Regions from separate parts of the Mus musculus genome. Here all the other regions are linked to region 2. Evidence: chromatin loops called from intact Hi-C (ENCODE). Cell type or tissue: gastrocnemius. All regions are shown on one strand. Each heading gives the region's core, and the rest is flanking DNA. Links, peaks and the distances in the headings are about the cores only. Region 1 has its middle 9.8 kb from the start of Gm40726. Region 2 has its middle 98 kb from the start of 1500009L16Rik. Region 3 holds the start of Nuak1 (NUAK family, SNF1-like kinase, 1). Region 4 has its middle 9.4 kb from the start of Nuak1.

Evidence for each region. Hi-C counts contacts between places; a loop is a spot of excess contacts. Peaks named below come from ENCODE experiments on the same cell type or tissue, not always from the same donor. Only the 100,000 strongest peaks of a DNase experiment are listed, where the experiment ranks them.
Region 1: it touches region 2 in a loop (7-fold over the local background); 18 of 42 quality-filtered maps call a loop at or near these places.
Region 3: a loop joins it to region 2, with 6 times the contacts of the local background. A loop is called at or near these places in 26 of 42 quality-filtered maps.
Region 4: it touches region 2 in a loop (7-fold over the local background); 28 of 42 quality-filtered maps call a loop at or near these places.

Annotation. Positions count from the first base shown.
Region 1 is chr10:84,014,872-84,022,554 of GRCm38, forward strand. No RefSeq gene overlaps it. Among named protein-coding and RNA genes, the nearest start is that of Gm40726, 9.8 kb to the right of the region's middle. In gastrocnemius, for the core only: CTCF peaks have their summits at 4,734 (motif pointing left) and 5,590; DNase peaks (open chromatin) are centred at 4,732 and 5,592; H3K27ac peaks cover 1,527 bases.
Region 2 is chr10:83,816,827-83,824,509 of GRCm38, forward strand. No RefSeq gene overlaps it. Among named protein-coding and RNA genes, the nearest start is that of 1500009L16Rik, 98 kb to the left of the region's middle. In gastrocnemius, for the core only: a CTCF peak has its summit at 3,005 (motif pointing right); DNase peaks (open chromatin) are centred at 2,253, 3,015 and 3,304; H3K27ac peaks cover 178 bases.
Region 3 is chr10:84,433,986-84,441,668 of GRCm38, forward strand. Nuak1 (NUAK family, SNF1-like kinase, 1) reads right to left here and starts at 6,683. Exons shown (of 7, transcript NM_001004363.2): 1 at 6,130-6,683. The coding sequence starts at 6,372. In gastrocnemius, for the core only: a CTCF peak has its summit at 4,219 (motif pointing left); DNase peaks (open chromatin) are centred at 3,388, 3,618, 3,923, 4,239 and 3 more places; H3K4me3 peaks cover 4,000 bases; H3K27ac peaks cover 4,000 bases.
Region 4 is chr10:84,446,188-84,453,870 of GRCm38, forward strand. No RefSeq gene overlaps it. Among named protein-coding and RNA genes, the nearest start is that of Nuak1, 9.4 kb to the left of the region's middle. In gastrocnemius, for the core only: a CTCF peak has its summit at 4,732 (motif pointing left); DNase peaks (open chromatin) are centred at 3,830, 4,711 and 5,911; H3K27ac peaks cover 1,748 bases.

The DNA of each region.
Region 1 (7,683 bases), core at 2,318-6,317, 200 kb after region 2:
TGATTCCAGAGTTGGGAGAGTGGGGAGACAGAGGGATCCCTGGTGCTCCCTGGCTAATGAGCATTGCCAAATTAGCGAGGTTTAGGATCAGTGAAAGAAAGTGTCTCCAAAAATAAGGTGGAGGTTAATAGGGGAAGATGCCAGATATGACCTTTGACCCTTACACATGCATGCTTGTATGCACGAGAACTCAAGCACACGCATATATCATACATGCAAACACATGTGCACACATTTAAGAACTCATAGATATGCAACACACACACATGAATACAAAAGCTAATGGAACCAAATAGAATACAAATAGAGATTTGTTCCTACACACATGGAACTGATGTAAAACTAAGAGAAAGCACAGCCAAAACATGGAGAGGAAGTCTTTTGATGAGACTCTGCCCTTTTACGTGGGGAAAAAAAGGATATTGAGCTGCTGTCTTGCACCTTACTAAAAAATAGTTAAAATGTATTACAGATCTCAACGTGAAAGAAAAGTAACTTCTTGGATTGCCTAAACTTATGATATTGAGGCAGGCAAGAATTCCTGAAATCAAATATAAAACTATTAGCCATAATGAACTTGGTTGTTAGCCTTGGGTACATGTATTAAAATCAGGAAATACTCACCAAGGGCATTTCTCAGGCTGCAAAAATGCAAACCACACACTGAAAGATGGAGACATATATAAATATATGTAACTCACTGGTGTCCAGATTTATAAATCAGTTCTTCAAAGACAGGTAAACTAATCTAAAAGCAGGTAAAGCTATTGAACACTATATTAAAAACTATATCATATATCACATACCATACATTATATATAATTAAAAATTCTGTGTGTGTGTGTGTGTGTGTGTGTGTGTGTGTGTGTGTTGTGAACATTAAGCAAATGACAAACAATAAACTCAAGGCCATCTGGAAGTGACAGGAAGATTACAACTTGGTATCATTGCAAACCAACTAGAATGTCACCAGCCATGGGTGAGGATGTGGAGAAACTGGAACTTTCAGAAATGACTGGTGGGAGTTACCTGTCGTGGCCATGTGGGAAGAGTGAATGTTTGATAATCTATGACCCAGCGGTTCCATGCCTCGACACACGCCTCAGTACATGCTCACATATGGGGGCTTAGAGAGGTGGATCAGTGGTTCGGGTCACTTGATGCTATTACAGAGGACCTGTATTTGAGTCTCTGCATCTGTGCTGTGTGCTCTCAATCACTTATAAACTCCAACTCCAAGGGATCTGATGACCTCTTCTGACCTCTGCTGAGCACTGCTTGAACATGAACACACACTGGCGCGCGCGCACACACACACACACACACACACACACACACACACACGTGGGGGGGGGGGCATACACATCAACCAATGAATAAATCCTTCCAAAAATACTGTCATATGTTTGCCAAAACTTCCAGCAGGTGATGCTGTGGCAATAAAGAATTCTCTCCCAAATATTGAACCCAAATCTCAATGGGCTTGTAAATCTAACTTCTGTCTACAGCAAATTCAGGATAAAGGAAAATCATACATCACGAGAAAATGCCCAGGAAACTCCAGAATGTTTGATATTATATGCACTTGTCTGAATGCTTCTAAAACTCAAAGAAGGAAATGAATAATGAGATTAAAAATAAAATTAGAAGAATGCCAGGTGCGAATGGGTGAGCCAAGATTAGATCTTAGTTGAGGGAAAATATCCTCTAAATGAGCCCTGTGACATTTGGGGGACACTAGGTAGCAGATGTTATTTAATGCTTATTGTTGTGAGGGGTAGAATGATATGGAAGCGTGTCTTCACTACTGGGAGCTGCGAGAGATGCATCTCAGAGAGAAGTGACGTGGGGTCAGAGTTAATGGACCAGTGGGCATAGAGGCAGATCTTAACAGACTGTGGAAAGTGAGAACACAGCAAAATGATTTTGTCATTTTTATCTACTATTATTACCTATTTTCCTGCCATTAGGGGTTGAACTTGGGTCCCCACATAAGCTAGCTAGAGTGTTCTAGTATGAGCTATAGCCTCAACCCAAGTTTAACCTTGTCTTTAGACAAGAGTCTTATTTAAGTTGCCTAGGTTGGCCTTGAACTTAACCTGTAATTCAAGCCTCTGTCCCTTGTCTCATACTCCTAAGTAGAAGAGATTATACACACCTGTGCCACCTGTACTTGACTTTTTTGAAAATATTTTTAAAAAATTAATAATGAATTCTTCAGATAGATTTTAATGGAATTTCACATCCACATTGCTTCAGAAACTGCAAATAAACTCCGCACAAGGAGACCAGCAACTTGAAATCCTAGGCTTGAACACTGAAGGAATAGTTGGGTTAAAGAAGATGTTGAAGTCCAGGGAACATAACAAAGAATTCCTTGGGTCTCCCCCAAAGGTCTAGTACATGAACGTGTGGTTTTGCATGTTTGATTAGAATGAAATACTTCACTATGTATACACCACTTTTAGAGATTCTCACCTTTAGTATGCCCTCCCTAACCAGCCAGTCAACAACCCGTGCAAATGGGCATCTGCTCTACTCTTCCTGTGTGGGAAGAGTGTGGTATCCAGTTGATAGTGGGTTCTGAGATGCTTAGAAATGCTGCCGGGCCTTTCAATTGCTAAGAAGGTGAGTCCGCTCTGGGCCTCTTGGGATTTTGCAGCCAGAAACAGAGGAGGGCAGGGTTAAGACCTTGGCCAGCATTTCAATTTCAGTTGGCTCATCTGAGATGGAGAAGTCCACTTGGCAATGACATAGAAGGTCCCTCTCTAGCTACTGTGTAATCTGGGTGAACAATGGACAGCAAATGCATGCATTTTGCATCATGTATAGAAAGTCTAGCAAGGGGCAGAGGGTGTCAAAGCTATGATTGTTACTGAAGATGCATAAGAAAAGAGATTGTTTTCCTGAAAATTACAGAGGAGGGAAATGGGGCACATTGCTAAATATATATTCAAAATAGCCTGCTTTTCATAAACTGGCTGGACCTTTTTTTTTTTTTTTTTGCCTGAGACCATCAACCCATTTTCTCCTACTACGTTTGTTCCAAATGCAGATTCCTGGGTCAAGCCCCATGCCATCACATAGCGCTGAGAAGCTGTGCTAGATTGGAATTGGGAGCACTGAATACCGAGACCATACAAATGCCATCCATGCATAGATTCCTTAAACATAGAAGCACTCAGTAAAACCTGGGCAATTAAGTGGACTGAAAGATGAATCATGTCTGTCTTACAGAGGGCAGGGCAAGTTTTGTTTTTCCTTACTGCACCCCTTTGGTGGTAAGTTGCTCCCCCTTTCTCTCCTTTTAGTATTATCTTAAGAGTCATTGTCACCTGTCTTTGCCACAGGGGTTTACTGAGCCCCAGAGAAGTAGGCCTGGGATTCTCTTCCTTCCAGAGAGAAGTTTGGCCTCCACTTGGGATAAATTCACAAAGCACCGGTGGAATTGGGGTCAGGAAAAATTGGTATTTTTCTAATGTTCTCCATGTGGTATTCTCTGGGGCAAACTTGAGACTGGTAATATGGATCTCTCTAAACATCCCAGCACTAAGCACAAAAGCTGGGAATTGATTTATAGAGCAAGACTATTAGAGGATATTAAAATATAATATACATACAAATCAAAGTTCTATATAGTTTTTAAGGTACTAACCTTCTAAGGACATACATAAAATCCCAAAGAGGAAGAAATAGGAGAGGGGTAGGTGTGAAAACAGGGTAAATTAAGGGAATATATAATAAGCTAAGTGAGTTCTTGCAGAGACATCACAGCAGTGAACAAAGGTTTGGGGCTCAGAAGCACCAGAATAGAATAGAACCAGACAGTTGTATCTACCAGGCAGCAAAACTGATCTGAGCCTCATCTTTCCTAACAGCAGTAAGGTTTAGATTGTATTTAGAGTGTGAGCCTATGAACCTGGGTCATACAACTAGTAAGCAACAGAGCTGGAGGCAGAACCCACCATCATGGTCAAAGCCCAGAATCTCGCTGCTCCGTTAGTTTGTTCTCTTGGTTCTTGGGCACCTCCTAAAGGGAGAGATTCTGCCCTTCCAATACCTTGTAACCACAAATCGCTCTGTACCGTGGCTCAATAGCAGTCAACTCGTGTTTCATTCTATCCTTTGCCAAAGATAGGAACAATCAATGTCCTGAGCCCAAGGCAGTCAAAAGTCTACGTACATTTCACTTTCCCAACGCAGAAACTTGTAAGACCCACCTCGTTTTCCTGGTTAGGACCATCAGTGCTTGTGTGAGTCTAGGAACAGAAAGATGCCTCATATCACTGAGATACTTAAAAGATGACTGGTCCCAGGGAAGTGGAGGAGTAGGAGGGTTGGGGTGGGTAGGAGGAAGTAGAAGTGGAGCAGGGAGAGTAGAAGGGATTAGGGGAGGGGAGAAGGGACTAGGGGGAGGGGAGAAGGGACTAGGGGGAGGGGAGAAGGGGCCAGGGGGAGGGGAAAGGCTAGGGGAGGAGTCTCAGACTTCTTCATTTAAGACTTAAGTATGGGGGCAGCTTTTTGATTAACTTCATCTCCGTGTCTCACATCGTCTCTCTCTGCAACTACTTTTAGGAGCTTCTGAAATTAATTATAACCATGTATTTACTGAGGCAGGCACCTACTGTCTCTAAGAGGCAAAGGAGGTAACCTGAGCAAGATTTCCCAACCAGGAAGCAGTGAGTCCGCGAGACTTAGAGGATGCTCCGCTTACAGCCCGAGTTGGCGCCCTCTGGAGGACAATTAATTCCAACTGTTCCTCTTTGCTTCGCAGGCCTGAGTGTCCAGGTAGCGTTCTTCACTTCAGAAGCCTCATTGCTCCCTCATCAATGTGTGCTCTTTCAGGGATGCACAAATATAGAAAGAACAGATGAAGTTAACTCAGGCTGGGTCTTTGTATTGGTAGTACGTGGAGCTGCTTCCGTGGGAAAAACCGGCAAAGCACCAGGAACCTCCTATTCTTAAGCCGTTCTCTCACCACAGGGTCTGAAGTTGCCCTGCTGGCTTATGGAGTGAAATGCTGTGTTAAAACACAAGTCACCAATCTTGGGGGCTGTGGGAAAATAATGATGGCTCCTCAAAGTTGCACATATTTCAACTCGAAAACTGAAAGTACAGGTTCTTGCATTCTGGTAACAATAGATGGACAGAGAGTGGTGGCCAGAATTCCACATTCTAACAGTTGCTTTAGGAGGTTATTCTGATGCTAATGTCCCCTACACGCCATTTGGAGGAACCCTGTATTAATGAGAACTTCAATTTCAGTAGGGGAGACTCTCATCCTGGATGTCAGCTCAGTCTACAGCGGCAGAGAGTTCATGAAGGGCTGTAGTGACTCAGACTTGACCTTGACCTCTGTCCATTTCAGAGCTGTGTTCCTAGCTCAGGGCAGTGTAACTCAGGAAGTCCGCCTGCAGACGTGCCTTGAGGGTGGCAAAAACTTTTCCCTGACACTATATCTCAGTGTTATGGGCTCACTGAAGATCAGGTAGAAAGAGAAAAGTCGTACTTAGTGTTCTAACAGCATTGCATTTTAAGCCATTGTTAGATCCTTCCAAGGTCTTGTGTAATACACCACGGCGTCACATGGGGGCGCTGCAACGAGTCAACAAGAGCAAACTTCTCAGCAGATGTGGAAGCAGGGCGTGTTCAGGAAAAGCTCTTGTTTTTAGTTTCATGGAGCTTCCAGTTGTGTGTGCACTGCAGTTCATGCTCAGTATACATGTATCTGTGCATGCACATACATTTCTGCATGCCTGTACTTATGTACATTGCACATATGGGAGCTGAGCGGGCAGGGCAGTAGGCAGGAGCAAAAGTCGATCGGAGACCGAAAGGGAAGAAGTTTACAATAGCCCCCCTCAGACCAGAGGTCACCTTCTTGATGATTTTTAAAGACAGTTTTCTGCGTTGTCTCCTGCCGGTTTTCAGTCTCCGAGACAGGAGAGGCCTGTCGGAGAGCATCCCTTGGCTCCATGATACCGGAGAGTGGCTTGGCAGTGTGACACATCTCTCCAGCTTTGCTTTGCAGAGTTCATTTGATCTGACCTTAAGGAACCCGGGCCTCACCATCTTCCTTCACAGACTGATGATGGTTCAGGCACCCCTCTCCACAGCTGCCCTGTGAGGTCCAGACCCTAGAAAAAGCAACCCCAGTTGCATGTCAGTCACAAAAACGGGGATCAAAAGAATCAATGGGCATGTGTGTGTGTGTGGGGGCTTGGTTGTCTAAGGATTAGATGGGAGCTGCAAGAAGCCTGATTTTAGCTTCTGCTAGCTAGTTGAATCATACTGGGAATTAGGTTTGTTTTCCCCCTCCCCAGCCTTCTCTCTTCTCACCTCTTTTCAGGGTAAACGGTTAATGGGCTGTTGGGCCATTTCGAGTCCCTCCTTGTGGGTGCATGACAGGAAACATACCTTTGCCCCCATTCACACACAAAAGTCTACTTGGAAGGCTGAAGGGCTTAGGCGAAGCCCTTATGACATCGGGTGAGTGATGAGGGGAGTTGTCCCTGCGGCAAGGGCAGTGATGTCATTAGGAAGGCATTCAGACCTCTGGGCCTAGGGGCCACACTGTGGGATCAGATGACTTGCTCTGAAATGGTTCAATTTACAGTGCTCAGGTATCTAGCTTGTGATGTTTCACTGGCAGTGCAAATGCAGACCCAAGCTGCCCCAGGTGTCTCTCTGACCTCACCCCTTCACACACCTACATGCGCACACACACACATACACACATGCATGTGCCCATGCATAGACCCTTTTAACCTAAGGCCCTGGATCATAACAACAGAAAGAATGAGTCCAAGGCCATGGGCTGGCATCTTAGAGCTGGTCCTGAAACCTGTTTAAGGACACTGTGCTATGAAGAGTTCGCTCCACAGTGGGAAGTTCAGCTGGATCGGCTGGGCTAGCGGTACTGATGAGAGACTTTTCTCAAGCCTGTGGAAGATTCAGTTGGGACGCTGTAGCAGGGTAGTTTCAAGCTTGGATGTGTAGCCCTCAAGAGAGTCTTTTTCCAGCCTCCTGAGAGTTAACTCAGACGCATGCTCCTGGGGGGAGACAGAACAGATGTGTGTGTGTGTGTGTGTGTGTGTGTGCTTGTGCACGTGCATGCACACACAGGCACAAATGCAGGAGTACAGGTACACATGAACCATGACCCCTGTGTGGAGGCTAAAAGTACAACTTCAAGTCTTAGGCTTTGCCTTTCACCTTGTTTGAAACAGGGTCTCTAGATTCACCTCCTACTCTCCTGTAGAAGAACTAGGATTACAGAACAGTAGTTCTCAACCTGTGGGTCACACGACCCCTTTGGAGGGGTCGAATGCCCTCTTTGTGGAGGTCATTGGGAAACACAGATATTTACATTACGATTCATAACAGTAACAAAATCACTAACATCACAAAAATCGTAACAGTAGCAAAAGTTATAAAGCAGCAACAAAAATAATTTCATGGTTGTGGGATCAGCACAACATGAGGAAATAACTGTATGGTAGGATGCCAGCATTAGGAAGGTTGAGAGCTACTAGCTAACTATAGACTTTCACATTATGTATCTGGCTTTTATTTGGGTTCTGGGGATTTGAACCCAGGTCCTTGTGCTTGTGTGCTAATCACTTTTATCCACTGAGCCATCTCTCCAGCCCTAAGGCTTAACTTCATTCTTCTTCCTCCTCG
Region 2 (7,683 bases), core at 1,281-5,280:
CAGCTCAAAGCATTTTGTGCGAGCCTAACGCCAACCAGTTTATTTAACTCACAGTTTTGGGGATTTAGAATCACGTCACCAACATCTGCTCTGGGATTCTCTTTGATGGCTTAAGACATGGCAGAAAACAGCAAGGAAGGGATCCCTCATGCAGAGAGACCCTAAGAGTGTGAGGTTACTTTGCTGAATAGCTTAGTGTGAGCTTCATTAGTATTCTGGGGTTGAGAGGCCCACCTCATAAAAGTTCTATTACATCTTAGCATTTCCACTGGGGAACACGCCTCTAGCAGAGACAGACATTTTGTGGGACACAGACCCGCAGTGGAAGGGCTACAAAGGTAGCCTCCCTTTCAGCTATTCTGTGTACTTTTCTGACGGTCGCAGCCAGTCTCTCACCCCACTGAACTGAACGTACCTTGGTATGAGCCTGCCGTTTCTCTAAGGACAATCTGAGGTCCTGGGTCAGCAGCTAAGGCCATGGAAGGTATGGTTTTGCCAGTTCTGTGAGGCTCCAGACACCTGCTGTTTGGAGCCACCTGATTGGATGTTCTAGATCAGATTTCAGGGAAACCAAAAGGCCAGCAGGGGTTGTGGCTTTCCTGAAAATGCTGTCCAAGGAAGTCCCCCAGTTGCCTTAGAGAGTGGTCCTTCGTTCTGGCCTCTATGCTTGGTAAAACCAGGAAGTTAGAATTCACCAAGGACTTTTGCAAAATTGAGGACACAATCTCTTGTGATCTATGGCTGTTTGTTGCCTTTATTTTACTTTTTAGTACCCCATGAGGCTAAACATAGTCTCCTCTCTGGTTGGCCTTTGCGGGGAGAATGTATCTTCCAAATAGTTAATGAGCTAATGAGCTCAGCAAGGTTTTAAGGTTTAGTGGTGCACAGGATGACTGACGGATAGCGAACTTACCTCCACTTAAGCCTCCTTTCAGCCCTGTGAGAGAGCCAATTAGATGCTCTGAGTTCTGCCTCTCCAAACCCTTGGCCCTGGCCACAGTGTGAATCTGCAAGGGGTCTTTCTACTGTCCGTGTGGTGGTGCTGGGTTCCTCTTAGATACACAGGCACAGGAATTGTGCATCAGGGAATGGAATTTCAATGAGTCCCTGGAAGTCATTCAAGCCATTATCATTCATTTTTTTTGTCTGCAGTTTATTTATGCACCCTGTGTGCAAGGATCTCCTTAGTGTAGAGCTTGCTCCAGGAAGCACAAAGCCCAAGGAAAGGGGCAGGGATTACACTTGAATGTGTGTGTGCAGTGGGGGGTGTGTAGGCCTTTGCAGAGAGGTGTGAAAAATGTTCCATGAGGGCTTGGCGTGAGAAACTGCCTTCCCCAGACTCCCTATATTGGAGCATCAATGCCAGAGACTCGTCACCATCCCAGTGACCGGTCGTTGGTCCTAGTCATCTTGGTGGAAAAGGATGTTGTGTTGAGCTGCCCTGAGCTGAGACAAGAGAACCAGAAGCTCACGGGCTGGCCTGGCAGAAACAAGAGAGAGCCTGCCTTACCAAGGTAGGAAAGGGGAACAGACTCCTGAAAACTCTCCTCTGATCTTGATTCGTGCACAGTGGCAGATGTGCATGCACACACACTCTCTCACACACATACAAGTACGAAATAATGAGAGAGAGAAAGAATTATAGATTCTCCTTGTTAAACTCCGTGGGGGTCCTTTTAGAGAGATGCAAATCCAGTATCTTTGTTTTGTGCTGCTATAACAGACAACCAGAGGCTGGACAATTTATAAAGAGCAGGTCTCTTTGGCTCAGAACTCTGGGAAAGCCAAGCACACGGTGCTTGGACAAGGCAGAGGTTTCAGATGGCGTGAGGATGTGGGGGAGAGGGACAGAGACAGGAGCTTGGGGACAGGGATGACTTAGCTTTTGATCTGAACCTATTCCTGTGATTACCAATCCACTTCTCTGCTGGAGGTATTACTGTATTCCTGAGGGCCAGGTCCCCAGGCCCTAGTCACCTCATAAAAGTCTTCTCTCTACAGTGGCACTTACATTTCAATGGTAGGGTGTGTGTGTGTGTGTGTGTGTGTGTGTGTGTGTGTGTGTGTGTGTGTGATGCAGGGGACAACACTGAGTTTTGTTCTCCAAGCGGTTTGCATTTAAAGGAAAAAAATATCTTTGTGAGGCACAGTGTCTTCACTAGCTTGGAACAGGCTAGACTGGCTGACCAGTGAGCCCAAAGATACAGCCTGGTTTGTGGCATACCCTCAGATCACAGTGTGGACCTGACATTTGCCCAGGGAGAGAAGGAAGGCAGGAAGCTGCTAGGTAGCTTTGAGAGAGCAGGAGGAAATCCCAGGGGCTGGAGGGAGTTAGGTAGGGGAGGAAGGGAGGAGGGCAGGTTGCTTGCACATGAAGTGAAGGAGTCCTGAGGTCAGCGTGTGCTTTGATATGCTGATAGGCGCCACTGCAATCCATACATCTTGGAACCTACAAAACAAAACAAAACAAAACAAAACAAAACAAAACAAAACAAAACAAAACCTCCCTTTGGGTCTAGAAAGCTTGTGCCCAGTTGCTGGCTGAGTAGCCCCAGGAGGGCAAGGCTTAAGTTTAGGTGCTGCAGAGATTCTGAGGGTGTGGCAGCTGGTTGTCAGTCAACCACACCTTCCCACAAAGCTCTCCCAGGGATATCTCTGCATCTGCATTAACACCGCGGGGCTATTGTTGGAACTGTGGATGGACCCAGAGAGGGCCGCACAGCCAAAAATGAGTCAATTCGCTTCCCCTTCCCCAGTAATTTCGGTTAGCTGGCAGATTAAATATGGAGGATACCTGTCACAGGACAACAGTGTTGGTACGGGGGATTCTGGAGAGAGGTGGCCTGTTTCTGCCAAGACAAGTTACCTAACTTTGCTGGAAGTCAGATTTATCCTCTGAAAAAACAAAAAAGGAGGATACTAACAGTTTTTCACTTCGTGGGTTGTGGGAACGAGATGAGATAATCCATCACAATGGCTATTATGCTCAAAGTGGGCTGCAGGGGGCAGCATCCTCACAGAAATGTAAGGAAACCTGGCGTTCAAAAGTACCGCACAGTGATACAGAGAGGATCAGCAGCATCACCGATATAAAGAACCTTACCGGTGGGTGGGCGCAATTAAGCAATTTCAAGAGAAAGAGCAGAAAATTTCAATCAAAAGACCCATGCGCACTTTACAGTGAGCACGAGAAAACAAGGAAGGCTTCCCTCTAGGAGCGGGACTACCGCGCTGCTGCTTTGGACATGCCTTGGTGAATCCCCGAACACAGCACAGGTTGCAACTAGAGACCAAGTGTCCTGAGAGAAACTGAGAAGGGAAAAGCTTTGGGCTTGCAGGACATGTGGGGCCGGATGCCAGTACAGTCCCTCACTAGATAGAAGACTTTAAACCGCTTGGGTCATGTCAGAGTTGGATGCTGACAACCTTTTACTCAAAAGGTCAGAGCACAGGACCAGCCAGAGACAGGCGGCCATTACTCTTCATCTCATGCCAAATGTCCTAGTGCCCCTTTTGATTTGCCCTGCTTTCCTGAAGGACACTTCCCTAGGTTCTCTGGCTTTTCCCAGAACCTTTAAAGCACCCATCACTACTCTTGAGTATGATTGGGACTCTACCTCCTGGACCCCGTAGGCATATCATTAACCATCACTAAACAAAGTCCCTACAGTTTGCCACATACTATTTTGTTTTACGCTGTTTTCAACACAACCGTTGGAACCCCCAATCTTATTCTTTAGCCCCTTTCTGCTTCTCTCTGGATTTAAAGAATTTCTCACACCACAGATGAAAACAGACCTTCTTTGTCATGGTTAACTGGCAATGCCCTGCACAGATGTGCCAGCGTGAAAGAATTTTAGGGCTGATGGATGGGTGGACTCTGATATTTTTTGTTGTTGTTGTTGTTGTTGAGAAAACATGGTGGAAGTGCCCTCTGTGTAGCTTGCTGTCTGTGGCGGCAAATGGTTCACTAGCGTGGATATCCAACCGTTTCTGAGCTACAGAGGTGAGCATGTAGAATTTCGACAGATGCAACTTGTCCAAGTTCCTCCAGAGTCTGCGCCTACTTATCTTCCCTCCCCTCTTCAAAGTCTCAGGGGTTCCTGGTTGGCCCCTCTAACTTGCAGTGTAGCCGAGGATGACCTTGAATTCCTAATCCTCCTGCCTCCACCTCCCTGAGTGCTAGCATCACAGGTATGCTTAGTTTATTGGGTGCTGGGGGTGGAACCTTGGACTTGGTTCACACTAACTAGACAAGCACTCTGTTGACTGAGTGGCAGACAGCTCAGGGTCTGTGCCGGGGACGGAGGAACTAGAGAAGCATACAGTTTCCAACTCTATTCCTAAGTGTATGTGACTTTGGGCAAGTTCATAACCTCTGGTGACTCAGTTCTCCCAGCACCGATGAGATCACTCTCAGTTCACCTCTCCACGTTGCTGCTAGGCTGAATTCATATTTGTAGAACACTCAGAACAGGTGCTGGGCAGTCGCTGAGCACTAATCCGTTGTTATGTGTCATTGTCTGGGCCGGGATTTGGTGAGCTGAATGTGGGAGAGGCCACAAGATGCCTGGGATGCGAGAAGCCAGACGACAACTTTCATCAGTGGATGATGGCTTTGTTGAGATGAGATGAGTACTTGAACCGATACATATCCAAAGACTTCTTTATGTAGAAATATGATTGTTGTGAGAAGGATGCAAAATTTGTATAAAATTTAAAAAAAAGAACCTTCAAAAATAGAATTTATACCAGATGCACTGACACCCAACCTGCTATCTCAGCATTGACTCAGGCACTGAGGCAGGTGGACTGCTTTGAGTTTCAGCCAGTCTGGTTGTTCCACAAAGCAAGTTTGAAGGCAGCCCAGCCAGACTGCATAACAACATCTTGTGCCCCTACCCCAAGTTGAATGCCCTCCCTCCCTCTTTCCTTTCCTTTCCTTTCCTTTCCTTTCCTTTCCTTTCCTTTCCTTTCCTTTCCTTTCCTTTCCTTTCCTTTCCTTTCCTTTCCTTTCCTTTCCTTTCCCCTTCCCTCCTCCCTTCCCCTTTCCCCTTCCCCCTTCCTCCTTCCCTTCCCCTTCTTCCTTCCCTTCCCTTCCCTTCCCTTCCCTTCCCTTCCCCCTCTTTCTTTCTTCCTTCCTTCCTTCCTTTCTTTCTTTCTTTCTTTCTTTCTTTCTTTCTTTCTTTCTTTCTTTCTTTCTTTCTTTCTTTCTTTCTTTTTCTTTTCTCTCTCTCCTCCTCCTTCCCTCCCTCCCTGCACCCTCCTACCTTTTTCCTTCCTCTCCCTCCCTCTTTTTCTCTCTTTCCCTACACATTTCTTCCATCCTTCCCTCTCTCCCTCTTTTACTTCTTTCTTTTATATTTTTAGTACTGGGGAATGAACTCAAGAACTGTTAGAGAGTACCCAGGGAAGAGATGCTTCAACTCTCCCTCATCCCAGAGGCATGCACTGGCCTTGGATGTTTCTGTTGGGAAAAGGTGAATAATTATGATAATTTATGGTGGTTTCCCTTTGACAAAACAAAGAGGGTTTTGTGAGTCTGGCCCTCTAGAGTCTGGCACTATCAATTGTCCTTAGACACAGAGCACACATGATTCACACAGATAGGTGCTGCAGATGTTTCAGGCCACCAGTGGGCAGGTAGCACACTTGAGGTAAGGTCTCTGTAGTGCTGTGTAGGTAGCAGGGATTTTAAGTAGTGAGATAATCTGAGTTGTTCACCTCTAATCTCGTTGAGCCACTGGGGCAAACTGGGGCCATCAGGGAGGTTTGGATTCCAGATCAGACTGGGATCATCTGGAACTTCCCGGCACCCTCTCTGTCTCTCTGTCTGCTTGCTCCACCTTTCTGCCGGGTCTTAATGGTTTTACATTTGTCTCATTCTTGTTAGGTGGTTTGCCTTTACTGACAGCTTCCTAAGGTACAATAAAGAAGCCACTTAATTTCTTAATAGATGAATTTGGACTCCTTCTTTTCCTCCCTCCCCTCTCCCTGTGTCCTTTCTCCCTCTTCCTCTAGAGAACCCTGGGCTCACTGGGCAAGAGGTTTCCCACTGAGCTACAAATCTAGCCCTAATTTTAAGGTTTGAGACAGTGTTTCTTTATATGGCCCAGGTAGATTTCAAAGCTGTGATCTCCGTGGCTCAGCCTCTCAGGCAGCTGGGATTAATTGTGGGCAGGCCACACCTGGCCTGCTCCTTCCCTGAAGTCCGTTTTCTTCCACTGGAGGATGAGGGCTGTTTCTTTGCCAGGCAACCGCAAATACTAGAAAGTTCATCTTAAACAGGACTGCTGGCTCACATGAGTAGAGATGATCCCATTGTAGACATATGGGGATTCAGGATTCAAAAGTCCTCCTTGGATCTGATTTTTTCCCTTCTCACTCTAAAAGTTTGTTTTTTAAACTCTATCATTGATCTATCTATCTATCATCTATCTATCTATCTATCTATCGTCTATCAATTATCTATCTATTAATCTCATGAGAGGCTCTGCCAGTGCCTGGCAAATACAGAAGTGGATGCTTACAGTCATCTATTGGACAGAGCACAGGGCCCCCAAAGGAGCTGCTAGAGAAAGTACCCAAGGAGCTGAAGGGGTTAGCAACCCTATAGGTGGAACAACAATATGAACTAACCAGTACCCCCAGAGCTCCCTGGGACTAAACCACCAATCAAAAAGAAAACACATCATGGGACTTGTGGCTCTAGCTGCATATGTAGCAGAGGATAGCCTAGTCGGGCATCAATGGGAGAAGAGGCTTTTGGTCCCGTGAAGGTTCTATGCCCCAGTATAGGGGAATGCCAGGGTCAGGAAGCAGGAGTGGGTGGGTTGGGGAGCAGGGAGAGTGGGAGGGGATAGGGGATTTTTGGAGGGGAAACTAGGAAATGTAAATAAAGATAATATCTAAAAAAAAAGAAAGAAAAAATTACCTATCTATTATCATCTATCTATTATTTATCTACCTATCATCTATCAATTATCTATCTGTAATCTATTATCTATCTATCTATCTATCTATCTATCTATCTATCTATCTACCTACCTATCTATCATCCAACCATTTATTTATATCTGCCTGTGTGAGCAAGCAGGGATCATGTCACTCCCATGGAGGTCAACTGACAACTTGCAGGAGTCAGTTCTCTCCTTCATCTCGTGGCCTAGGGGGATCAGGTCAGGTTGACCGGTGTGACAGGTGTGACAGCTGAGCCATCTCACCAGCTACTCTTCTTCTCCATTCTGACCTCTCTGCTCACCACCATCAGATTTTAATGGTGGTAAGAAGGCTGGAGTTGCTGTGTTCCCCTGGGACCCTCTCATTAGAAACCCAAGTTTGTTTCTCTTTGTCTCAAGCTTTCCCAGCAAAGTCTCCCTGGGGCCCACTGAGCCGATGAGATGAGGTCTTGCAGCTATTCCTGAACCAGTCACCAGGGCTAGGGGACTCGGAGGAGTTCATTGGCTTGGCTATGTTAGGATCGGAGGACCCATTCTGGGATTTTTATGATAGGAGAATTTTGATAATCCTAAATTGTCTCATGTTGCTAGAAGAAGAGAGCACAGCTGCAGGACGCAAAGGCAAACGAGACGTCCATATGTTTTTCTCATAGGCTTGCGGTGCAGAGGATGAGGGAAACGACACTGGAGAAGCGCAGGATGCAGGGTGGTTAGTGCAGCTTTT
Region 3 (7,683 bases), core at 2,278-6,277, 620 kb after region 2:
GAAGGAGATAAGAAATCCTGGCACAACGTGGATGCCTTTTTCACTACAGGCTAAGAAAATGAACTTGTTTACCCATGGAGTGCACCCGTCCCCACCTTCAGGAGCAGGCTATTTGGGGCACAAAGAATGCAGCGTGTGTCCAGGTGAGGAGCTCCTTGGTCTGAGTCATTAAAACAGCCAAGAAGCAACACCTCACCATCCTCAGCCCATCTCTCTCCCAAGATGCTTCCAGCTCTTATCTCCTCACAGCCAACTCTTGTGAAACTCTCCCTGCTCCCCAACACCCCAGCTCTCCAGGTCCCCAGGCATACAATCTTTCCACGACTTGTATCCAGCTCAGCTTACTTTCAAAAAGAGCTACGGTCAAGGTTTCTGGGTACAAACACTGGTCTCACTGCTGAAGCCGGGTCAGCTCGCTACGCCTCCAGTCCTGCTTCCGTAAAATGGGGTGGTAAGATCTGTAGGGGGAGGTCAATCGGTCGGTACATACCTGGCCCACCCCAATACACGAGCAGTGCTGATTGCTGTGATTTTCAGTTCTCATCGCCCTGCCTACCTGACCAATCTGACATCCCACTGCACCCCAGAATAAATCTCACATTGAACGGCACCTGATCTGCTCACCTGACCCTGTGATGCTCCCAGGTCCCAGGCTCCTGAGACCCACATCCAGGGACAGCTTCAGCAGGACTTGGCTTCCCCTCCTCTGAGCTGGTAGGGAATGCCAGCTAAGTGCTTCGGTGACGGAGAGCGTGCAGGGCAGGTCTGCCTGTCTGCAGACTTTCTGCTTCCATTCATTCCTTACCAGCCATGCCTTCTGTTGCCAAACAACTTCCAATGCCTTCTGAGGTCACGGGCACTAACCTATAATCTCTACCCATCTGTGATAGCCCTTCACTCCGTGAATCTGCCTCTGGTGGCATCCTAGAAGACTTGGTTGTCACAGCCCTGCCTCTGCATTCACTTCCTGAACTACAGTAAGAACCAAGTTCATAAAAGAGTCAGCCCACGGTACCACTGGCAAAGAGGAATGTCCAGAGTCACCAGCTGTGTGACATAAAGAAGGCTCTTGATTTCTCCAGCAGCAATAGGTTTCCAAACACACTTAAGAGATGCTATCCAGCTGTGAGCCTCAACTCTTCACCAAAACCGATCCACTAGAGCGAACTTAGAGGTGAGGGTCAAACTAGGGAACATGTCTGGAAAGTTCTAGGCTCAGTATGGCACACCTCATGATTTCAGAACCATCTCCTGGTGGCAGCTGGGAGGTGATTCAGTTGGTCTGTTCCTTGTGCAGTTGGAAGACCTGAGTTTGGTCCCCAGGTGGGACACACTCTTGTAATTGTGGCACTGGAGAGGTAGAGGCAGGTAAGCCCCTGGGTCTGGCCAGCCAGTCTGCTACTCTGCCAACTCCAGGCCAGAAAGAGACACCCTCAAACAACAACGTGAATAGTGCCAAGGAAATGACACCCAAGGGTTTCCTCTGGTCTCCACAGGTTCACCAGGATAAATGTGTGTACAGCCACAGGCCTACTATACACACAGACACACGAACACAAACCCACACTTTAAATAATTTCTCCCTCCCCCCCATACACACTTTCACACACAGAGACACACACACAGAGACATGCACACTCCCTCATACAAAGACACACAGAAACACACACAAAAAGACATAGACATACATCTCTTTCGTACACACATCTTCTCTTATACATGCATGTGCACACATACTTTCATATTCTCTTACACAGACTCTCACACGCACTTTTACATATTCTCTTTTTCTCTCTCACACACACACTTACTTTTATTCTCTCACACATACCCTCACACACACACACATATTCTCTCTCTCTCTCACACACATACTCCCATACACACACATACATCCTTGCATATTCTCACACACAGGCATGCACACATACAATCACATACAGTCTCTCTCTCTCTCTCTCTCTCTCTCTCTCTCAGATGTAACTGCAGGAACAAGCGCTTCTTTCTGGGGTCAGCTCACTTTGATGAACTAAGCCGCACTGAGCTCCTGCCTGCCTCCCCTGAAATGATGACAGCCTCCAGGGAGTGGGATGCCTGGCCGAGGAACAGTTTCCCCCACCTCTTCTAGAAGACAGGAAGCTCCTTACTCACGCATGGCTCCCCAGCGTGTGTGGCAGACAGTCTGAAACCCCAGTCACCCCGCCTAACAGAATTCATTCACTGTTTTTAGGTTGGCTTCACTTCTGCTACGATACGTCCCAAAGGAATGAGGACGGCGACTTTAAACAAGAACAGACGTCCCTGACTCAGGTCTCTTCACCTAAGCTCACTCACTTCAGGTGTGAAAAAGTCAACTAAAATTTCTGGAACAGGTTGGGATGACACATTGGCCAAGATCCCTGATACACTGGAAACTGAGCTTGAAATGTAGCTCTAACAGGGCACCTCAGCCACTGTGCCCGTACATAACTAGGTTGGCAGGCCAACTTGTTTGTATAGCTCTCAGACGTGCAGTTTGCCATTGCTGGGTTGGGGGAATTGCTTTTGGCAAGAGATATTCACTCATGATATTCACTTTGGTCAAACACTCCTCCAAAAGCTGTTTGCCATTTGGGTTCAATTCTTTGTTGTTGTGTTATGTTTGTTTTAGCAATACTTTGTGTGCCCTAAAGGTCCAAGAAATTGGATCCCAAAAAGTACATGCCCTATGATGGCCCAGAAGTTCATCCCACAGCCTGCCCAAAATTTCACCCAAACAAAGGTTGTGAAATAAAGGGGGCCCAAATTCAACCCTGTAGAAACACATTCAGATCCTATCTGAACCTCGTCTTGCCCTCCTATGCCTGTGCCTCCCTAATTAATGTAATTACCCTGGCAAAGTGAGTAGCTCCTTTGCCCCGACTCTCTGCAAGATCCGAGGCTAATTGCCCAAAGTAACCTGTCTCTCCAACAGCCTTAAAACCTAGATGAAATCATCAGTGAGAATACGGAAGACAATCAATCCACCAGGAAGAGACACCAAAATGTCTCATTTTCCCTTTTGACACCTGACATTAGTTACTTCTGCAACTTCCAAAATCCAAGAAGTTGGTACTGTGGCCATCTAACTTTCCAGCTGGGGAAACTGGCACTTCACAGTTAAATAGCTTCTCTGAGGCTCCAGTGCCAGTAGGGGCTACATAAAGATTCTGAATGCCACCCAGGGCTCTGAGCCTGTCTGTAAGACTGTCCCAGTGTTAGGCTTATTGTCTTGAGCAGCTGAGAGTTCCTGCCTTCCATGCTCAAGCTGTGGCTGTAAGACCACATTTGGGAAGGAGGAAAAGGAGAGACCGGGACCACGCAGAGGATTGAACCAGCTGGCCCCTAGCTCCTGACCATATGTCTCTTCAAGGCGTTGAAGGTAATGCGGTGTATGCCTTGTTGAGAGCTACAGTGACTGTCCTCTGTGAGCAGGACCCCTACTTCAGGCAGGAATGCTGAGTTTCCAAGCATTTACATCGATACCCAGCCCCTGAGCCATGCAATCAGAACAGGTGAGCATCCTTGCTCCTATGTGAGAGCTGCTCTCCAACGGGGCTGGAGGAAAGCATCCATAGGAAATCCACCCAAAGCCAGAGCAGGCAGAATCAAGTCCGTGTTTCCCTGAGCCTCCTCAGCGGAAGCTAGGAGGCAAGACGAGGTAATCGCAGATAATGTTTTGCTGCTCTTGACCCGAGTCACCAAGCACCAAGTGGGCAAGTGCAATGCTGACCACTGTTTTTCTGCTTTGCTTTGGGGTTTGCTTCTATTATCTTCTATTCAGACAGGCATGGGGAATTTCCCACCTGACAATTCTCATTCTTCACTTGAGCCTGTCTGCCATCTGTGAACAGCTCACTCATTGAGGAGGATCCAGGCCCCAGGAGGACTTCTTGCCCCGCCCCCAGACCTCAGGTTCCAATCTGTTAAAAAGGGAGGGTTCACTAGAGGGTCTTGCTAACGTTTTTCAACTTAGCTCTCAAGTAGAAAACAAACCCATGGAGAAGTGAAGCCGTTTGGTAACTCTCAGTTCCTGGGCCTGTATTCTACTGACAGCTTCAAAATCTTTACATAATTTTTTGAATAAAACAAGAGATTTCGCTGAAATTAATAGCACAATGGGAGGGAGGGTGAACCAGACAATAACAGCTGACTGACTGGTCTTGCAGAGGAGAAATGAGCCTCTGTCGTTCTCTGGGCGCCCCCTAGTGGCCATGAGGCTAAATCCTGGCAGAATGTTTCCAGACACCCACCAAAGAGGAAGGCAGGCGCCTGCCTACCAATGCAAGTCTAACCCAGCCTGCGGATCAGACAGCTAGAAGAACGCCTGCCTGACTGGAAGCCACAATGGAGCTCAGCGGCCAAGCATATGCCACAAAGATTCCAAGCCTGGCTGAGCTGTCTCACAAGCACTTAGGTGTGAGAATGTGAGGGTCCCCACCACAGATTCCAGGCCTGCCCTCCCTGCTCCGACCCCTCACCTTCTCACATCTTCAACCTGCACCTCAGACAGCGCCTGTTTTTCATTATCCTGCTTTCCAACTTACCAGCACGATTCTTCATCAGCTATTAAGACAACCAGGGAAAGGAGCTACACTAAGTTTCCGCTTATTCAACGTCCAGCCTGGGGAGTGTCACCTCGGGAAGAAACGCATGAATGAGCGTGCTGCTCAGGCTCTTCATCTGCAGATAATCTCTCCAACACACACACACACACACACACACACACACACACACAGAATTCTCAGTCTAGAAAGCAAAGGGCACCTGCGCAATTATCATAAAATTCATGTATGGCAGAGAAGTTTATTTTAAGAACACAAATCCCTATCTCCAACTCATTGATAACAGACGTTTTAAAGATGATAACGCAAGTCAGCGTGGGCAGTGAGTCTGAGAAGCGGAGGGGCTCTGCAGCTGGCCACATAGTTGAGATTACAAGAGCAAACCTTGCTGACCGCAATCAGTTTCCACAGAACTATCTCTATATAAATAAAAAAGAAATACTACCAACACACTGACAGTTCGCTTTGCCCTCCCTGTAGCTACTGGTTAGGTTTATAAGCAACAGCATCCTCCCCCAGTCCCCCAGTACCCCGAAAAACTGCACACACGAGAAGCGTCATAGTTTCTGACTTTGGCCCTAAATCGATTAAAGTACATCTGATATGCTTTAAATCAAAGAACCATGTGCATTTCTGCCATACACCACACAAACTCTTTCTGCAAGAGTCAGTCACTTTGAACCCAACTCTAGCCACAACCAGTGTGGATTTCAAGGGCCTGTTCTGCAGAGGGGGAACCGACAACAATCCAAAACTGGGACAATACTGAGCCCCCGAGGCACCTGGCAGAGCTTCAGCTGTATCGGGTGCGGCCGGCCAGACCCCTTGAACAATTTAAGTAGTCCTGAAGCCAGGACCTGGTAAGGCAAGCGAGCCTGCTGCAAATCAACTCTGGGACTGAATGGCCACCCCTGCCAGGGACATGTCATGCTTGCCAGAGGCGGGAATGCAAGCTGTCAAGAAACCTCAGACATTCAGTAGAAGCTTTTAGGTTTGATAGACAGGAGGAGTCTGTCTTTTGCAGCAAGAGCAGCATCAGGGTAAGCAAGCATCCCAGTGGAAAGGAGAAGTGGGACTGCAGGTAGATGGGAAAGAAGCGGGGGTCCTGAGCAACTACAGGACACCACACTTTCGAGCCCAGCTTCATGGCTGATAATGTAGGTCTTTTTGGAGTTTGTACAAATAAGGAACTCCCGGACAAGGTCTGAAGGTGTGTCTTTGGGGAAGACCCCATGTTCTCAAAGCTGCAAAATGTGAATCCTAAACACTACTTTGCTAGCTGGGGTAAAAAATAAAAAAATAAAAAAGGTGGGGTGAGAGAAGCCCCCAAAATATGTGCAGACAAGATGTAACAAGTGTTTTCGGAGATATACACCTGAGTCACGGGGTGCTGAAAGGAAAGTGAGGAGTCTGACTGGGGGCTTCTGCTGAAACCTTTCTAGAGAAGGGAGCCCCGGTGGCGTGGTGCCCCCAGACCGTCTCCCCGCCCCCATCTTGGGCCACCAGGGAACCAGCTCGAACCCCTCCAGGAATTTCCCTTACTCACCACTCGGCCTGAAAACCTCTCGGTGGCTCTCTTGACTTTGCCGTAGGTACCTTTGCCCAGGGTCTCTTGCAGCTCATAGCGATGCTTCAAGTTGTGTTTGTGGTGATGTCGCTTCACCCCGTGCGGCTTCCTGGGCTCCACTGGGGCTGCAGTCGCCCCGGCCACCGCCTCCAGCGGAGAGCCCGGCAAGCCGGTCTCTACAGCAGGGCCATCCCCTGCCGCGGACACTGCCGCCCCTTCCATGACCAAGCGCAGGGCGAGCCGAGTTGGAGAGGGCAGGTCCCGGCACAGGGGCTCGGGGTGGTCCCCACCGAGGGAAACCGGGGTGCGTTCAAGGTCGCCCCCGCAGCAGCATTGCTGAGACGACCCGACCTGGCTCTGGCTGCCGCTGGGGCACTAGCGGCGGCGGCGGCGGCGACTGCACATCTGGCGTCCCGGGCGCGCACGCTCGGCGCACCGCCCCCTGGCCAGCCGCGGCAATCTGCGGAGCGTCCGGCGAGGTGGCAGCGATGTCAGGGGAGGCGGTGGTGTTGGCGAGAAGGAGGGGAGAGGGTGGCTCCGCGCGCTGGAGAGGAGTGTTATGTGGGGCGCCGCGCCCCCCGCCCCCGCGCCGGGAGGACGCGCAGACGGGGCGGGGCGAGAGGGGAACGCGGGGCGGGCGCCCGGGTGTCCCCACCTCCGCGCCGGGCCACCGAGCAGGGAGGGGGCGGGGTGCGTGTCGTTGTTCACTCTTTGTGCGGCGCGGCGCAGGCCGGGGCGGCGGCCCGGCTGCTTTGTCCTCGCCGGGTGGGGACGCAAGGTCCCGGGTGGGTCGAGGTGGAGGGGTTGGGGATCGTCAGTGCTCTTGTCCCCTCCCCGAGCGTCCCGCACTCACCCTCCGGAACTACTGCGGGCCGTCCGCAGCTAGCTTGGGCCGATCGGCCTCGGATAAAGGTCGCAGGTCCCCGAGGCCGCAGAGGCGACAACGCACAGAGCCAGGCTCACGCTCTGTGGCCCGGGGCTGTAGCCTCCTGGGCCACCCTTCTTCATGTTTGTTATGGTGTGGCGGAGGCCGCCAGGCTCGCTGGAGCAGGGGGAGGCTGGGTTGAAAGGAGGCCCAGCGGTGTTGGGTTACCGGCGGTGAGTCACAGTCCCCTCCAGCCGCCGAGGCCCTGCAGGCCCCCAGCTCCGGCACGGTCAGGGCAGGGCCCTCCTGGAGCAACCGCGGAGCCTGGAAAGTCCCCGAGAGGGATGCTTCGGAACCCCGGCTCTCTCAGGGAGAAAGGCGGAGTCAGGAACGAAGGGAGGCTCGAAGGAGGAACCCGGCCCTTCTCCAGGGCTCCGATCTCCCGGTAAAGTTCGGGAGTCCAACAGGGACCAACACCTAAGAGGAGGGAAGTGGGGGCCTGGATGGAGCTGGGTCCCCTGAGCTGCCCAGCGCCATTGGAAAGACCCCTTTCCGACAAACCAAGGCTCTGAGATAAGCCTAGGCCTTGGCCTGCTGAGCAGTTCCTTGTCCAAGCCAGAGGCCACTTGCAGGCCTCTTGACCCCCTCAGGCGATGGGAATTTTCCTT
Region 4 (7,683 bases), core at 2,410-6,409, 630 kb after region 2:
AAAGCAGATTAACAAGAGTGATGATTTAATGCAGAAAAACGAAAAGCAGAGAGAAACGTGAGACCCAGGCAGGAGCACGCGATCCTCATCAGACATCAATATTTTCTGCTGCCTTCCCACTGGGATTATGTTTTGTACAGGCAAACATAAACGGCAAGGTCTGTTCATGGGACCGATAGGTGCGGGTGGGAGTTACCCTAACCCCATCTCGGAAACTTTACAGACACTAGCACGATGGCCCAGCCGGCAGCAAACCGCTCTGTGCCGTGCACTTACATTATCTATACGTTTACATAGTCACGTTTTATGCGTAAAGCAATAAATGAAACAAATGGATGTCCGGTCTACTCTCGGGTCCTATCCTCAAGATATCTGGTCATGCATATGCAAATATCCCAAAATCTAAAACAATAAAAATCTGCAACGTTCTTGGCCCCAAGCATGTCTGATGAGGGCTACAAAGTCTGTAAAACAGAATTAGGGTAACGCAAGGGTTCTCATAAAATCACTCAGGTTAGCATTTTCCGTACTTGGCAGGTGCGGGGCAGAGGAGCCCATTGGGATGAGCAAACAGGTATTCATCTTAGTTTAGGAACAATCCGTGCGACAGGAGATGACCCATGTGACCGTCCAACCCCTACAGCTTCCATTCCAGCAGACTTGACATTCCTTACATGGTCATTTTCCTCAATTCCTTGTGTTTGTGGGAAGGGGGTGGGGCTAGGAGTCTGGGAAGGGGTGGGGCAAGGGGTTGGGGCAAGGGTTGGGAAGGGGGTGGGGCTAGGGGGGGCTCAGTGTCCTCTGTCTTTCCTTTTCTTCAACTTTATATTGAAAAATAAGAGTTGTCTTCTCAAGAAAAAGGAAATGGACACAGAGCAGACAGTACCCATGCCACCTTAGAAGAGTAGCAGCCTTAAAGTGGAGAATTGAAATAGGCATTGGAGGAGATGCTGGGCTGCGTGGGAGGAAAAGTGCAGCTTGCTGCAAAGAAAGAGGCCTGGGGTTTTACTGAGGACACAGGGGCCTGGGAAGGAGGGGTACGAGGGAACAGATAGAGGAAGACTTTCCGACGAGGTGACACTGGAACACAAGCCTCAAGGGCATCGGCAAGTGGATAATCTCAAGTATCTAGAGGATAAGGCCAACAGATTGGTATGAGCAAAGGCCCTAGGGCAGAAATACACTCAGCATGATCTAGGAAAGGAATGAAACGGGAGCTGAGACCAGAGAGGGGACAGTGGACAGCATCCCTGTGGCTTTGTGGAATGACGTTAGCACTTTGGACTTTATTCTCTCAGGCAGACAGCCACTGACAATCCTGATTTCGGCCCCACCACCTCCTCCCACCAAAGCATCCCACATTCTAGGGCACTTCTCCATGGCCCATGCTGTGGCCTTTGCACAGGCCCCGCTCAGTTCTGGGAAATGCCGCCTGTCCTCTCAATGACAAGCTCCCGCCCATCTCAGAAACTGGCAGAAGACGTCACCTCTCTGACCCTGCACCAGGCAGAATTAAGGCTTAGTTCTCTGTCCCCAGAGCATTCAGTTCCCGGGTCTATTATAGACCTTAGCTCATGACATTCCAATGGTCTATTGTGTGCCTGCCTGGCTGCCCCCAGCTGCCTGCCGCTCTGGAATGAGCAGGTTTAGTGAAGTAAAATAGAAATTCAGTGTGGCTCCATATAGAAACCCAGCCTTAAAAGGAAAAGGAACACCTTTTGATATTGTGTCTGATATTAGCAGATATCCCAAAATACTACTTCAATATTTAATGCATTAAGGTTGCTAATTGGTGAAATAGTTTACATTCTTTTTTATGCTGTCTTCTAAAATCGATTGTGTATACCAAGGTCATTTCAGGGCTAATGTTCAGTGGTTGCACTGGAATATGACCCTATGAAAGCAAGGAACTTACATTTACCAGACAATGTTAGGTGGCTTCTGGTTTGTTTCATTTAAATATTAGCTTTTATATAAAATTTTAGCTCACTATTTTATATATAAATAATACATTTTATTCTACATAGTAAATAATGCATATTTATCTTATATGATTCTGTAATATATACAATTGTATTGTATATTATAGAAAAATTATACATTTTATACTTATATAAATATATATATATATATATATATATATATATATATATATATATATATGTTCTTGTGTCGTGTAGCCACATCTTAAGAACTCAGTAGCTACAAGTAGCTAGTGGTTATCAGATGTCCAAATACAGATGTATGATGTCTTATTCTTATTTCCAGCAGGAGCATAGATCTGACTAGTACTAATTGGTTTCCTTACATTGTTTGGTGAATGGATGGATGGATGGACAGGCAGATGGATGGATGGACTGACAGATGAACAGATGGACAGACAGGAAGATGGATAGATGGGAGTGATATATAGATTGATAGATGGGAGGAGTCAATAAATGGGTAAAAGGAGTGGATACATTTATTTTTATTTCCTTCATAAATTATTACTGTATTGCCTATCCCAGAAATGTATAAGCCAGGCAAAGAGGTGAAGACAAATTCCAGGAAAGATGGATCTACAGAAATCTCCACTGGGTTGAAATCTGAGCATTTGGCCTGGACAGTTTGTTAGGGACTGGGTTCTGCCCTCTGATCCACTCAGCTCAGTGACTCAGCCTTCCCTAGATGTCAGGCTTTGTTCCTTCCTGCCCAGGATTTCATCCCTTCCCCCTTACTATCCCCATCTCCCTGCCATCCCCCTCCTCCTACCATTCCCCCACCCATCCTCCCACCTCTCCCTGCCATCCCCCTCTCCCTACCATCCCCTGTGCCTACCATCCCCCTCTCTCTACCATCCCCCTCTCTACCACCCCTTCTCCTTACCATGTCCCCCTCTCCCTGCCATCCCCCACTCCCTACTATCCCCCTCTCCCTGCCATCCCCCTCTCCCTGCCATCCCCCCTCTCCTTACCATCCCCCTCCCCCAACCGTGTCCCCCCCCCATCCTTTGCCATGCTGTCTGCATAGAGAGGGGATCTTGACAGTATTGCTTCTCTACATGAGCCCCTGGTGCATAGTCCAAGCTCGATAATTAATAATTTGTAGAATGAATAAAGGAGCAAATGCATGGTTTAAGTTCCAATTCCTAATTCTATGATCCAGGAAGTGGCTGACCTTCACATTTCTTGTCCAGAAAATAGCTATAGCAGTAGCATGCCCTAGAGGTGGCAGAGGTAATCCAATACGCTTCATAATCACTTCATGGGGCTAATTAAGGTATATAGTGTATAGTAATGACTAGGTAAGCATTGACAAAATAGTACTTGCCACTATAATAAAGTTACTATTAGAGTTTTTTTCTACAGATCCATGACCACCATGTGAAGCAGTGACAACTTCCCAGGTAATTTTATCCCAAACAAACAAAAAAAGTAGGTCAGGAAAAATAGGCTCAGACGTGGCTTTCCTCCACACTTGCCCGAAGTTGTTTACCTGGGCTGTTTTTGTTTGTATTTGTTAGCCATGGGAGACAGGCCTCCCAGCCCCAATCGGCCAAGATCCATGGCGTCTCTGTGTCAGGCCCTGCATCCGATATGTTTACAGTCACCAGGGACTAAGGCCTTCAAAATGGGCACGAGAGGGAGGACATTCCAGGCCGGTCATCTGAGAGCCAGTGATGATGACAAAACTCTAGGCCCACCTGCTCAGGGAGAAGTCACTGGGGCCTGAGGTGGCCTGAGCCTGGCAGCTGAGCCTGAGCAGAGCCAGGCTCTCCAGGGGCCAGCTGGCTGGAACTGTGCTAGATGCTCTCCTAGCAGATGAGGCACAAGCCCCAGATTCCTCTTCAGGGCCTGCGTCCTGGATCCCGCTCCTGACCTCACCCTTTGAAGCCAGGCACTTATCCAATCTGCCCCGTGCTGCGTGGGGCATGGACACCCCTGCCCATTCATGCATCTAACCTATAGTAGGAGTATCGGTAGTGATGTTTATCGAGGTGGCAACCTGGATGAAGAGACAGGATGGATCTCTGCCCCCTGGGGGTTTCTGACACCTCCACTGGGGTTGTATTTTACAGTTTACAGGACACCTTACTACCAGTGATCTCTTAATACTCGTAATGGTATCTGACTGGGGATTTGGTATTTTTATCTTCCCTGCTTGTCACAGAGAAGCAATGAGAGTGAGAGGCCACGCTGAGGTCTTACAGCTTACAAATAAGCAGCCAGGACCCAGTTACTTCCCTGTCACATGACAGTTAGACATACATCTCTCTCACAGTCATAGAAAAGTGTTCTCAGCCCTCAGGAAGAGCTCACGGGCCATCGAATTGTATAATAGTGACTCCCAAAGAAACTGCAGGACAGATGGGAACAGCTGAGAAACTTCCAGAAATGTGCTGGAGACCCTTGTCCCACCCATCTGGCCTTCCCTGTTTCCTTCAATACAAGTGCTTAAGGTTCATGAAACCTCTGACCTCACAGCACAGAGTGCCCAAATTAGCAGGCAGTGAATAACAACAAAAACAAAAAACAACACACACACACACACACACACACACACACACACAAACCCTGAAAGCTCACACTCGGATAAGCAACACATGCCCCTACCACAGGCCCACCACAATCTATCCAGCCTGCCCCCATTACAAAGTCTCCACCGCTTCAAGCCCGAATTCTCTCAGAGAAGTACTCAGCCGCCTTTACCCGGACAAATGTCTTCCCACAGCGCCACCCAGTGGCTACGTCTTTTTACAACGTGAATTCCCAATTGCAGCGAGAAGAGAGATGATTCACTTTCCTGAGTCCAGACTTAAAACAATAATCAGGAATGAGAGGGCAAACTAGGATGAGTGGAAATTCAGCCGAAACCCAGAGGTGTGATGTCCTCAGGGCAGGGGGCAGGTAAGGTGGGCTCCCCCCCAACAGTTACAGTTGTTAAGAGGGTTCACTACCTAACTATGCTAATAAACAAACAAACAAACAAACAAACAAACTGGTGATCTCTTTGCTAGGAGAGGGGATAAGAGATCAAACAGGAACAATCTTTGCTGATTTCAATAGGATTTCAGAGGAAGAAACAAAAATGTACAGGAATCTAGCCAGGAGCGTCTGTGCCTGCTCCCAAGCTCGGGACACAGGTGTGCATAGACTCACAGAGCCCATGTATGTGTCTATCACAGGGAGGGGGAAAATGTTCACATCCTGTGACAGAGGCTCAAAGAACTTGTGAAACCAGGAAGATGTGTTGAAATGGTGAGACTGGTATGAAGTGAAGGGGGCCACATCCATCACTAACTGACCTTCAAGGTCAGAGCACTAACTACCAAATTGGTAGAGTGGTAAGTTTAAAAAAAATTAGATATACTTAAAACATCCACCAACAGTGCAGGAGTGTATGTGGAATGTCCACTGTTAGATCAGAGCCAAGTTAGAGTCAGGGTCTGCTAACACTTCCCACCATGATGCTAACACAAGCTGTTCAGGCTTCAGTTGTCCCTTCTAAAAGCAGGGATCTTAATAAACCCTGGTGAGAGCAGTCCAGTTTGGGTTCCCAATATCCTTTTTATAATAAATTAGAATACAATGAGTGTTCAACCTCTAGTTTAGAATACTATGAGCCAGAAAAAAACAAGGGACAGGACAGAAGGCTCAGCCTGGCCCCACCTGGTTCCTGCCTTTGCAAAGAGAGCAGCTGTCTTACCCTACTGTTCTTTTTTAAAAGAGGTTGATCGGATTCTTGGGGCCTTTGCTTTCCTAGAAGTGCACTCTGGGAAATCAAAGTTTCCATGGAGTATTTCTACCCAGAAGTCCTTTCTTCCTTGCTCTGCTCTCACTCTGACCACCTTAATTAACGTCAGCTCAGTCTTCAGAGCCAGATCCAGCCACACCTAGAAGACACACACAGCAGGGGGCCGAGTAGACTCTGACCCCAGAGATCAAGTCTCCAGGGTGAATAGGAGAGGCCATTCATCTGTGGGTACAACCTCAGGTAGTCCAGGAGAAGAGGAAAGAACCTCTTACTGAAGCAGGAGGCTGAGCAACCTCTCCATCCACACTAGCCCAGCACAGCAGCGATCCAGAGTTTGGATCCCTCAGTACCTTAATGGCCCAGAAGAACTCACCAAAATGCCTGGGCCACAGCTATACCACACCTGCGTATTTACCCAAAGGGCTCTTAGTCAGTATATCTTAGAAACCTGCCATCCGTGCTTCTGCTGCACCCTTCACAAAAGTTATGGACCAACTAGCACAACAGAGACATAGGTAAAGAAAGCTGGAGCCTTGGCCTCATGGTTAAGAGCTCTTGTTATTTGTATGTGTGTGTGTGTGTGTGTGTGTGTGTGTGTGTGTTTGCTGACAATTTCTTTTTTAATATTATTATTTTTTTAATTAGGTATTTTCTTCGTTTGCATTTCCAATGCTACCTCAAAAGTCCCCCAAACCCTCCCCCCAATTCCCCTCCCTCCCCACTCCCACTTCTTGGCCCTGGCGTTCCCCTGTACTGAGGCATATAAAGTTTGCAAGACCAATGGGCCTCTCTTTCCACTGATGGTCGACTAGGTCATCTTCTGATACATATGCTGCTAGAGACACGAGCTCGGGGGGTACTGGTTAGTTCATATTGTTGTTCCACCTAGAGGGTTGCAGACCCCTTTAGCTCCTTGGGTACTTTCTCTAGCTCCTCCATTGGGGACCCCGTGTTCCATCCAATAGCTGACTGTGAGCATCCACTTATGTGTTTGCTAGGCCCTGGCATAGCCTCACAAGAGACAGCTATATCAGGGTCCTTTCAGCAAAATCTTGCTAGTGTGTGCAATGGTGTCAGCGTTTGGAGGCTGATTATGGGATGGATCCCCAGGTATGGCAGTCTCTAGTTGGTCCATCCTTTCGTCTCAGCTCCAATCTTTGTCTCTGTAACTCCTTCCATGGGTGTTTTGTTCCCAATTCTAAGAAGGAGCAAAGTGTCCACAGTTTTGTCTTCATTCTTCTTGAGTTTCATGTGTTTTGCAAATTGTATCTTGTATCTTGGGTATTCTAAGTTTCTGGGCTAATATCCACTTATCAGTGAGTACATATCATGTGAGTTCTTTTTTGATTGGGTTACCTCACTCAGGATGATGCCCTCCAGGTCCATCCATTTGCCTAGGAATTTCATAAATTCATTCTTTTTAATAGCTGAGTAGTACTCCATTGTGTAAATGACCACATTTTCTGTATCCATTCCTCTGTTGAGGGGCATCTGGGTTCTTTCCAGCTTCTGGCTATTACAAATAAGGCTGCTATGAACATAGTTGAGCATGTGTCCTTCTTACCAGTTGGAACATCTTCTGGATATATGCCCAGGAGAGGTATTACGGGATCCTCCGGTAGTACTATGTCCAATTTTCTGATGGAAAGATCTCCCATGCTCATGGATGGGCAGGATCAATATAGTAAAAATGGCTATCTTGCCAAAAGCAATCTACAGATTCAATGCAATCCCCATCAAAATTCCAACTCAATTCTTCAACAAATTAGAAAGGGCAATCTGCAAATTCTTCTGGAATAACAAAAAACCTAGGATAGCAAAAACTCTCCTCAAGGATAAAAGAACCTCTGGTGGAATCACCATGCCTGACCTAAAGCTGTACTACAGAGCAATAGTGATAAAAACTGCATGGTACTGGTATAGCGACAGACAAGTAGACCAATGGAATGG